Regions from separate parts of the Mus musculus genome. Here region 1 is linked to region 2. The links are chromatin loops, found by intact Hi-C in ENCODE. Cell type or tissue: gastrocnemius. All regions are shown on one strand. Links, peaks and the distances in the headings refer to the core of each region. The heading gives the core; the rest is flanking DNA.

Region 1 (4,395 bases), core at 228-4,227, 95 kb after region 2:
CAGCCAGTGCATGCCCTTTCTTTCTCTCCCCGCTCCCCACTTCTCTCTCCCCATGATGGCTTTGGACCCTAGAGCAGCTTTTCAATAAACCTGCCTGTATATAATCTAATCTGGCTTGAATGGGCTCATTTCACCAGTGGAGAAATAACCTATCAGCCAATAGAAACCAAACCTAGTGACACCCACCTAACACTCAGGAAGCTGAGGGAGGAGGCTCAGGAATTTGAGAGCAGCCTGGGACACATAGCCAGCCGCTGCCAATAAAAAGAAAAGAATGACTGCTCTTCCAGAGGTCCTGAGTCCAAATCCCAGCAACCACATGGTGGCTCACAACCATCGGTAATGGGATCTGACGCCCTCTTCTGGTGTACCTGAAGACTGCAACAGCTTACTCACATATATAAAATAAATACATCTTAAAACCAAAACCAAAACAACACAAAACAAAAACAAGAAAAAGAAAAGAAAAAAGAAGAACCGAGCAGTAGTAGGTAAATGCTGGGGCAGTGGGTATAGTTCAGTGCTAGGAAACTTGTTCAGCTTGCACAGGGCCTCAAGCCCCACACTTGCACATGAAATAACATAGAGTATTTATTGCAGTCTAAATATATGCTTTGCTAAATGTTTTCTATGGAAGGTTTACAACAATTCCATTATAAGTACTCATAAAATTCCCAGTTTATGGGCAAGGGCCAAGAGCACAAGGTCATGGTATGCACTTAATGGGGAAGAAAAATCTAGAATAAGACTTGTTCCTGGAGAGCAAAACACGTTTTAAATTTTTAAATTTATGTTTTAGAGACAGGGTCTTACTGACCCTACACTGTCTATAAACTCATCCCTCCTGCCTCAGCCTCCTGACAGCTGGGATTATAGGGGTGGGTCGCTACCTACCCACAATGCTGCTGTTTCTGATCCCTGGCTCCTCCTCCCCACCCTCTGGAGTCTGAATTTTATAGGGAAGAGCCGCTAGGGAAAAGTCAGCCCTGCCCCTGGGCTGGAAAGTTCAAGATTGGTGTGCAGGGGATGCCTCTTAAAGACCAAGGGAGGCTGGGTGAACCTGGAGGCCAGGTCTGCTTTGATATGTAAATATACTCCTTAGTTCCAAGTCCTGGGTCTGAAACCAAGCTGGTGGGAAACAAACAAACAAACAAACAAACAAGGAAACCTTGAAGTACCAGACAGTTCAGCTACCTTCTCCTTCCTCAATTAGGCAACTGCAGGAGAAAGACAAAGAGACTCAGCGCCCTCCCAACTCTTTGGGATCCTGAATGAGAAGAGATTAGAGTTTAGACAGCTGGCCATTGTCATGCACATCTAAGCAGTAACAGTGGATGCATAGCCCCGCCCACCCAGAATAGTCTGGGCTTCACTGTCGTCCTGTAAGCTATGGGAAATCTTTGGGGAGGGAGACAAATTCTCACGTCTGGCTCCCCTGGAGCTGTTTCCTCCTTCCAGTATGAGATTCCTAGGGTGATTTCTATTTCTTGGGGATCTATGGTTTGAATAGCCTAACTGACACATTGAGAGACCTAAGAGTCTCTTTAAAACATATTTATTTTTTCTAGCCTCCTTACAAAGCTTCAGTTTAGGAAATGAATCAAGGAAATGGCTAAACCCCAGCTTACAGTGGCCACATGATAGAGGTTTGTTCAATAAAGTATATCACACACACACACACACACACACACGTTTGCTCCAAGTTTGTAGCAGTCTGTAGCCTCGGAGGTTTTGCCGCCGATGCTGTTTCTGGCTCTCCTCTATGAGAGTTCCCTTTGAGTCATTCCTGGAGGCAGACTCCTGTGTCTCTAATTTCCTCAGAGCCTCCTGAAGGCACCAGCAAGGTCAAGGCTGACATCTGGTGGTGCAACTGGGACCTTGGTGGTCAGAGAAAAATCAAGTTGAGCTCATAACAAAAATACAGAGGTAAAGGGCAAAGTGATTTGTTGAAACCGGACACTTGATCCTCGAACCGGAATAGAAAGAGAGGCAAACCCTGAGGCTGCTAGAGCTTTTCCATGGAACACAGCAGCAGCCACTACTCTTGCTGAGGGTTTATGCGCATCATTGTTGTATTTGCCTCATGAGTGTGATCCAAAGAAACCTAAGGCCTCTCTCAGCAATACTTCAGCTCAATCTTACCTCTGTCTTCATCTCTACCTGCTTTGTGATTCCCCCTCCCCCCTCCCCCCAACCAGGTACAACTGTTCTGGTAAAAGCAAAAGTCTGTGTTAAAACAGGTCAGAGGGAAGCTGGGAGAGATGGCTCAGCGGTTAAGAGCACTGACTGCTCTTCCAGAGGTCCTGAGTTCAATTCCCAGCAACCACATGGTGGCTCACAACCATCTGTAATGGGATCTGATGCCCTCTTCTGGTGTGTCTAAAGATAGCTACAGTGCACTTTAAAACAAACAAATAAACAAACATGACAGAGAGGTTGACAACATCAAGGAAGGCTTGCAACCACATGGTGGCTCACAACCATCCGTACCGAAATCTGATGCCCTCTTCTGGAGTGTCTGAAGACAGCTACAGTGTACTTACATATAATAAATAAATACATCTTTTAAAAAATGGGAAAAAAATAAAAAGAAGACAAGGCACTTTTCATTTAGGCTGGCGGTGAGAGTTGCCACTGCCCTTTCATTCCTGACAAATTCTTGATTCTTGAGTTGGCCTTACTTTGTGTACATAAAATCAAAGTCACAAAGAAGAATGCCTTGGTTTTCATCTAGATAAAGTGTGTTGATGGACTTCTGAACATTTATTTTATGAATTATGGCAAAGTTGTATCAAGAAAAAAAAAGTTGTAGGTGTGGTAGCCCATGCCTTTAATTACAGCACTGGGGAGGCAGAGGCAGGTGGCCGCTGTGAGCTCTAGGCCAGCCTGGTCTACATCGCAAGTTCTAGGACTGCCAGGGTTACATAGACACTGTCCCACCCCCACCCATCGCCCCCTAAAAAAAAATTAAAAATTAAAAAAAAAAAAGGAAAAAGAGGCTCTAAAAGAAGTCTTTGATTATTAGAAACCCTCAGTGTCTTTGCACACCAACATCCTCAACTCAACACAATGCATGCAGTTGTTAGAGGATTCCCTGACGCCAGTTGTGACTCTATGACAGGGTCACAGGAATGTACACATTGTCAGTCAGTTTCAACCATGTGCTAAAGTGCCCTCCTCACTCTTTGGAAATATCTCTAAGCACATCAACTTCACCACGAGTGACTCGGGATGACGTAAACTTCTTAAAATGAAAGCAAGTCAGTCCAGAAACAAAGCACACATTGGTTTGTCCAGCAGGCTTTCTGGGGTCAGACAATGGAAGGGCTCTGTAGGAACAGAGGCCACAGCTTGTATGAACAGAGACTGCCCCTCATGGGCCTGACGGAATCTCGTCTTGCTCCTAACCCTGACGCCCCAGGGGAAATTTTACTACAAGATGAAAACAGATTCCTACAGCTTCTTCAATAAGAGCCTTTTTGGTGGGACATTTCTTCCCTTCTTTCTCTGAAAAGAAGCTCTCTTGTACATCCTTTGACTAGATGAAAAACAGAACCAGATTCAAAGGTGGCATGGCTTTCTGTGCAGTGTCAATATTCGCAGCTCCTCATGGTGGGCTACTCACTCCCTGACCTTGGATCAATGCAACCGTGCCATGGTGTATGAAGCTTACGCAAGTTCCCCTAAGGTGCCATCCACTGGAGTCCTACCTGCCCACATTACAAAGGTTTACACCCAAATCCACTGGGGAATCGGGACTGTGGTGCTCTTTCTTGGCCAGGTGTCACTGGATTCTCAGTCTTACAGAGCGACATGTGGAGAAGCTGTATCAAGAGTCCCCATCACAATGATGGAGAGAACTTGGTGGGAGCATTTATCCACATGAGTGGTTTGAAAACAAATTCATGCAGACTGGAAATTAGAATGCAAGACTATTTCCCTTTCCTTCTCCCTGCCTCTTGTTGTCCTTGACCACCAACTGACTTTGTCCCTTTTTTTTTTAAGCCTTTCCTTCCCCATTTTCAGTCAAAATCTGTTATGGTTCCTTATCAGCTTCTGGCAGCCTCTTCAGCATCCATCCTCTGGGTGACTGGGAGTAACAGGAGGCAGATGTGTAACGAAAGCTTCGCTGCAGAAGCCCGGTACAGAGGCTGGATCAGAACTCGAAAGACAGTGGACAAGAATTAGAGCAAAGGGCAAGACCTGGGCAGCAGAAGGCTGTGCAGAGGGCAGGCTCACGGGCTGGGGATCAACCTGAACTGGACATTCAGCCAAACTGTCTAGACCAGTGGAAAATGCTTTCCAGGGAAAGGGAGGGTAGACAGAACATGGCAGCACCCATATTACATCAATGGTACCGAGCTGTTAAGTCAGATTTTAGGCATGCCTATCTTT
Region 2 (4,395 bases), core at 178-4,177:
TTAACTGATGATAGAAAACAAGATTCCACCTTCTATCCAGTCTCTCCCTGTGAGGCCTGCTCCCTCTACTCCTCTGCTCTTTCCTTTTAGCCAGCACAGCTCCCATCTTCACACAGCACTGGGCATGAGCCCCTGAGCCTAGATCTCAGCCCTCCTTCTCACCAGCTTGTATCCTGTATCATCGGGGCAGCCACTCTTGAGGGGTTTGTTTGTTTGTTTGTTTGTTTGTTTGTTTTTAAGATAGAATTTCCATGCATAATCCAGACTGTGTAGCCTGGAACTCACTGTTTACCCTCAGCTGGTCTCAAACTCATGGAAGCCATCTTGCTTCAATCTTGAAGGCTGACATTTCAGATGTGCTCTTGAAGGCTGACATTACAGATGTGCTCTTGAAGGCTGACATTACAGATGTGCTCTTGAAGGCTGACAATACAGATGTGCTCTTGAAGGCTGACATTACAGATGTGCTCTTGAAGGCTGACATTACAGATGTGCTCACCGTGCTTGGTTTTAGGAGCCCTACTTCTCAGGAAGAGTTTAGATATTTCCAGAAAAGGATGGAAGGAAGAAAATGGTTAAGAAGAGGGGGAGCAAGGTCTGAAGGCAGAATGAGTAGGCTCTGTTTAGGGTACAGCATGGAGGAGATAATGGATCAGAGGACATGTTTGGTCAATGTCCCTTGCTGTTTGCCTTCCCCCATTCCCTTCCCTTTCCCAGAAGGCAGTATTTATACTCATATGTGTTAATGGAATAGTGGTGTTCTCTTACCACTTCACACCCCAATTAGAAACAACAAATCTATAACTCTATATAGATAGCTATAATATCAGAATACTTAAAATGTCCAATACTCATATAAGCATTTATCTCTAATTAATGCTATCTTCCTACTCAACACAAGTCGGTCTGGATCATGCATTCAAAACTGTTGAAAACACTCATGTGTAAGTTATGCCTGGGAGACTAGTTTATTATATGGGAGAGCAAAATAAAGTATTTTTGTTGTTGTGTTGTGTTGTTTTGATCACTAGCTGAACACCTGGTTAGCCAGGAACCTAGCCATAGTTTGACTTCTTCGTTGACAACAACTTTCTTTGGTTTCTATAAAAGTATAGGCTAAGTGCTTGGTCGGGGGAGTAGGGAGAATTTGAGTTATAGATAACTCTCAGGATAAAAAGAAATCATTCCTAGCCCACCCTCAGAAATAACCCTATTAATATTTGAGTGTAGTTTTAAATTTTCAGTCATGGTCACATTAACATATGACTTTATTTTGTTTCATTCAATACTTTTCCCCCTTTGGGACCACATCATACTTTATAGCACAAGCTGATATTAAATTTGCTCCTTAGCCCTGGCTAGCCTCACCCATGCTCTTTCTACCCCAGCACTGGGAGGTCATGCTGTGTATCCCAGGCTAGCCTGATATGTTTCTGAAAAGCTTTCTTCTTAAATCCCTCATATCTTCGGCCTCATACCCTCATGGTAATTTTGACCTTCCCCAGAGTCCTGTTAACTTGCTTGCTTGCTTGCTTGCTTGCTTGCTTGCTTGCTTGCTTGCTTGCTTGCTTGTGAGACAACTTAAGCTAGCCTCAAACTAAGCTCTCTCTCTCTCTCTCTCTCTCTCTCTCACACACACACACACACACACACTCACTCTCTCTCTCTCTCTCACACACACACACTCACTCTCTCTCTGTCTCTCTGTCTCTGTCTCTGTCTCTGTCTCTCTCTCTCTCCCTACCCAGACAGGATTTCACTGGATTTCACTAGGTAGCCCTGGCTGTCCTGGAAGATAGTGATATGTAGACCAGGCTGGTCTCAAACTCACAAGGATCCACCTCCCTCTGCCTCCCAGAATGCTGAGATTAAAGGTGAGCATCCCGATACCTGACTTGGCCTCAGACTCCTTATGTAGCAGGAAATAGTCGTGAATTCCTGATTCTCCTGCCTCCGCCCTCCAAAGCGTTGGAAATAGACACGCACTGACATGCCTTGCCTGTCCCAACCTTGGACCCTGGATACATTTCCCATATTTTCCCACATTACACAAGGCTTGCCTGGCCCATTTGAATTTTTTTTTCAGTGTGTAAGGAGATTGCTATCAGCTCATTTCTATTCCTGTTTGGGCACCTGAATGGGGCAGTTCCTTCTATTGTGTGGCCTTTCCTCTGGGTTACTGTGAATCTGGGAAATCTGACTGAGATGCACACCAGGAAAGTTGGGAACGAGCTCAGAAGCATGAACAGAATCTGCTGAGTGTTGGCAGAAGGCAAGGCTCAGCCATGCACAGCTGTGTCCATGGACGGTGGCTTTGTGCCATGCTGATTGATGGGCCAACATATGAGACAGCTTTACTAAAAGTCAGTTTGCCTTATAAAAGGGAAGATGGTTGAGACCAACAGCCACCCTCTGGATTACCAACTAAAACGGAGTTGATGTCCTTGTTAGTAGAAATATATAAAGAATCTTAATTTTGATGCAAGATGGAGTTTGACTTTTCCCTTCTATAGTAGCCACATGAAACCTTTAGGGTAGTCGTCATCATACACAGGATTCAGTTTATTCAAGTTTCTGATGTACTAAGCCCAATAATTTGTTGGTGGGAAGGGGGCAGAATAATTCTTGAAATAGAATCTTATGTCAGATCCCTCACCAGCCTGAAACTTATTTGTAGCTCAAACTAGCCTCAAACTCTCAGCAGATCCTCCTGCCTCGGTCTCTCTTTGAATGCTAGGATTATAGGCATCAGCCACTGTCTGACCAGGCACTGACTGATGTTTGTCCGTATTATCACATTTAAACTGAATAGAAACTCCCACAACTAAGTACAATTATGTTTTAAATTATTACATGTGTGTGTGTGTGTGTGTGCGTGTGTGTGTGTTGCACATGTGTGCAAACGTGTGCCATGTGGAGATGAGAGGGCAGTTTGTGAGAGTCAGTTTTCACTCCTACAGTACGGGAGTCTCAAGGGTCATCAGGTTTGCAGAGTAAGCGCCGTTATCAGCTGAGCCATCTCTCTGACTCTAGACACCGTTACTGTCACCACTGTACACATGAGGAATTAGCTCATGCTTAAAAAAAAAGTACCATGGAGATAAGTAATACAGAGAGGACACAAAACTGTGGGTGCACTATAGATTTGAAAGTACCATTGGTGGACTGGAGAGCTGGCTTAGCGGTAAAGACTGCTCCTCCCGAGGTCCTGAGTTCAATTCCCAGCAACCACGTGGTGACTCACATCTTCTGAAATGGGATCTGATTCTGGTGTGTCTTCAGATAGCAACAGTGTTCTCACATATATAAAATAAATAAATCTGAAGAAGAAGAGGAGGAGGAGGAGGAGGAGGGGTAGGAAGAGGGAGAGAAGAAAGAGAAGGAGAAGAAGCAACCCCCCCCAAAAAAAAAGAAAGAAAAGAAAAAAGAAAGTGCCATTCAGTGACTAAAATAAAGTAAGTGCAGTGATTCCCTAAAGACAGCCCTAAGCATTTCCTCCTTCTATCTACGCATGCTTATGGTTCTCTAAGGAGATGGCATGAATGTGGCCTCCTCTGATAGTCTCTGACTTTCCAGCCTAGACAGTAAAGCTGTCATGGTTGATTGGTATTTGACATCTATGCCAAGATATACAATAGGTGAAAAAAATGTTCTTCTGGTGCTGAGACAGCTGGATAGCCACATGCAAGAATGAAATTGGCATCTTACCTCACACCTTACATAATTAAGTCAAACTGTGTCATTGAACTAAATATAAGAAAAGAGAACACGAGGGGGGGGTAAACGCATGTGCTTGGGCAAAGACAAGAGGAAAGGAGATGTGTGGAACCACATCGAAATGAAAACTTGTGCTCTGAAAATGGGACCTGTTAAATCCCAACAGGAGAAAACATTTCAACACTATACGTCTAAGGAGACACTTACCTTCAGACCATGTAAAAATCAGTTAAACTCAATAAAAAAGGGTTGTAACCAGCCAGGTGTGATGGCCCAGGCCTGAAGCCTCAACATTTGGGTGGTAGAGACAGGAGAATTATGAGTTTGAGGTCATTGTGAACTATAAGAGTCTGTTTCTCAGAAAAACAACACAATAGGCAAAAGACGTGTAAGCCATTTTTCCCTCCACAGGAAATACTCAAAGGACCATAGATGTATGAAAATGATCGAAGTCATTAGTCATCAGGGTCATACAGACCAAACCCTTGATGTGATATAGTGTCACACGCACAGAACACATACAGTGGAAGAGAACAGCTGATAATGACTTTTTTGGTTATAATGTGGAGAATTTGGAAAGCAGTCTGGCACTTTCTCAAAAAGCTGAACAGTTTCCACATGGCTGAGCAATTCCATTTCTGTATATATAATGGGAAAAGAAGAAGAAACACACAATGC

Evidence for each region. Hi-C counts contacts between places; a loop is a spot of excess contacts. Peaks named below come from ENCODE experiments on the same cell type or tissue, not always from the same donor. Only the 100,000 strongest peaks of a DNase experiment are listed, where the experiment ranks them.
Region 1: it touches region 2 in a loop (1.9-fold over the local background); 1 of 42 quality-filtered maps calls a loop at or near these places.

The regions. Positions count from the first base shown.
Region 1 is chr15:55,266,949-55,271,343 of GRCm38, forward strand. No RefSeq gene overlaps it. Among named protein-coding and RNA genes, the nearest start is that of Gm26296, 6.5 kb to the left of the region's middle. In gastrocnemius, for the core only: CTCF peaks have their summits at 360 (motif pointing left) and 1,856 (motif pointing left); a DNase peak (open chromatin) is centred at 1,842.
Region 2 is chr15:55,172,396-55,176,790 of GRCm38, forward strand. All of the region lies in intron 3 of Deptor (DEP domain containing MTOR-interacting protein), which reads left to right. Among named protein-coding and RNA genes, the nearest start is that of Gm9920, 61 kb to the left of the region's middle. In gastrocnemius, for the core only: no CTCF peak of the experiment used is centred there; a DNase peak (open chromatin) is centred at 2,308; H3K4me3 peaks cover 363 bases; H3K27ac peaks cover 1,371 bases.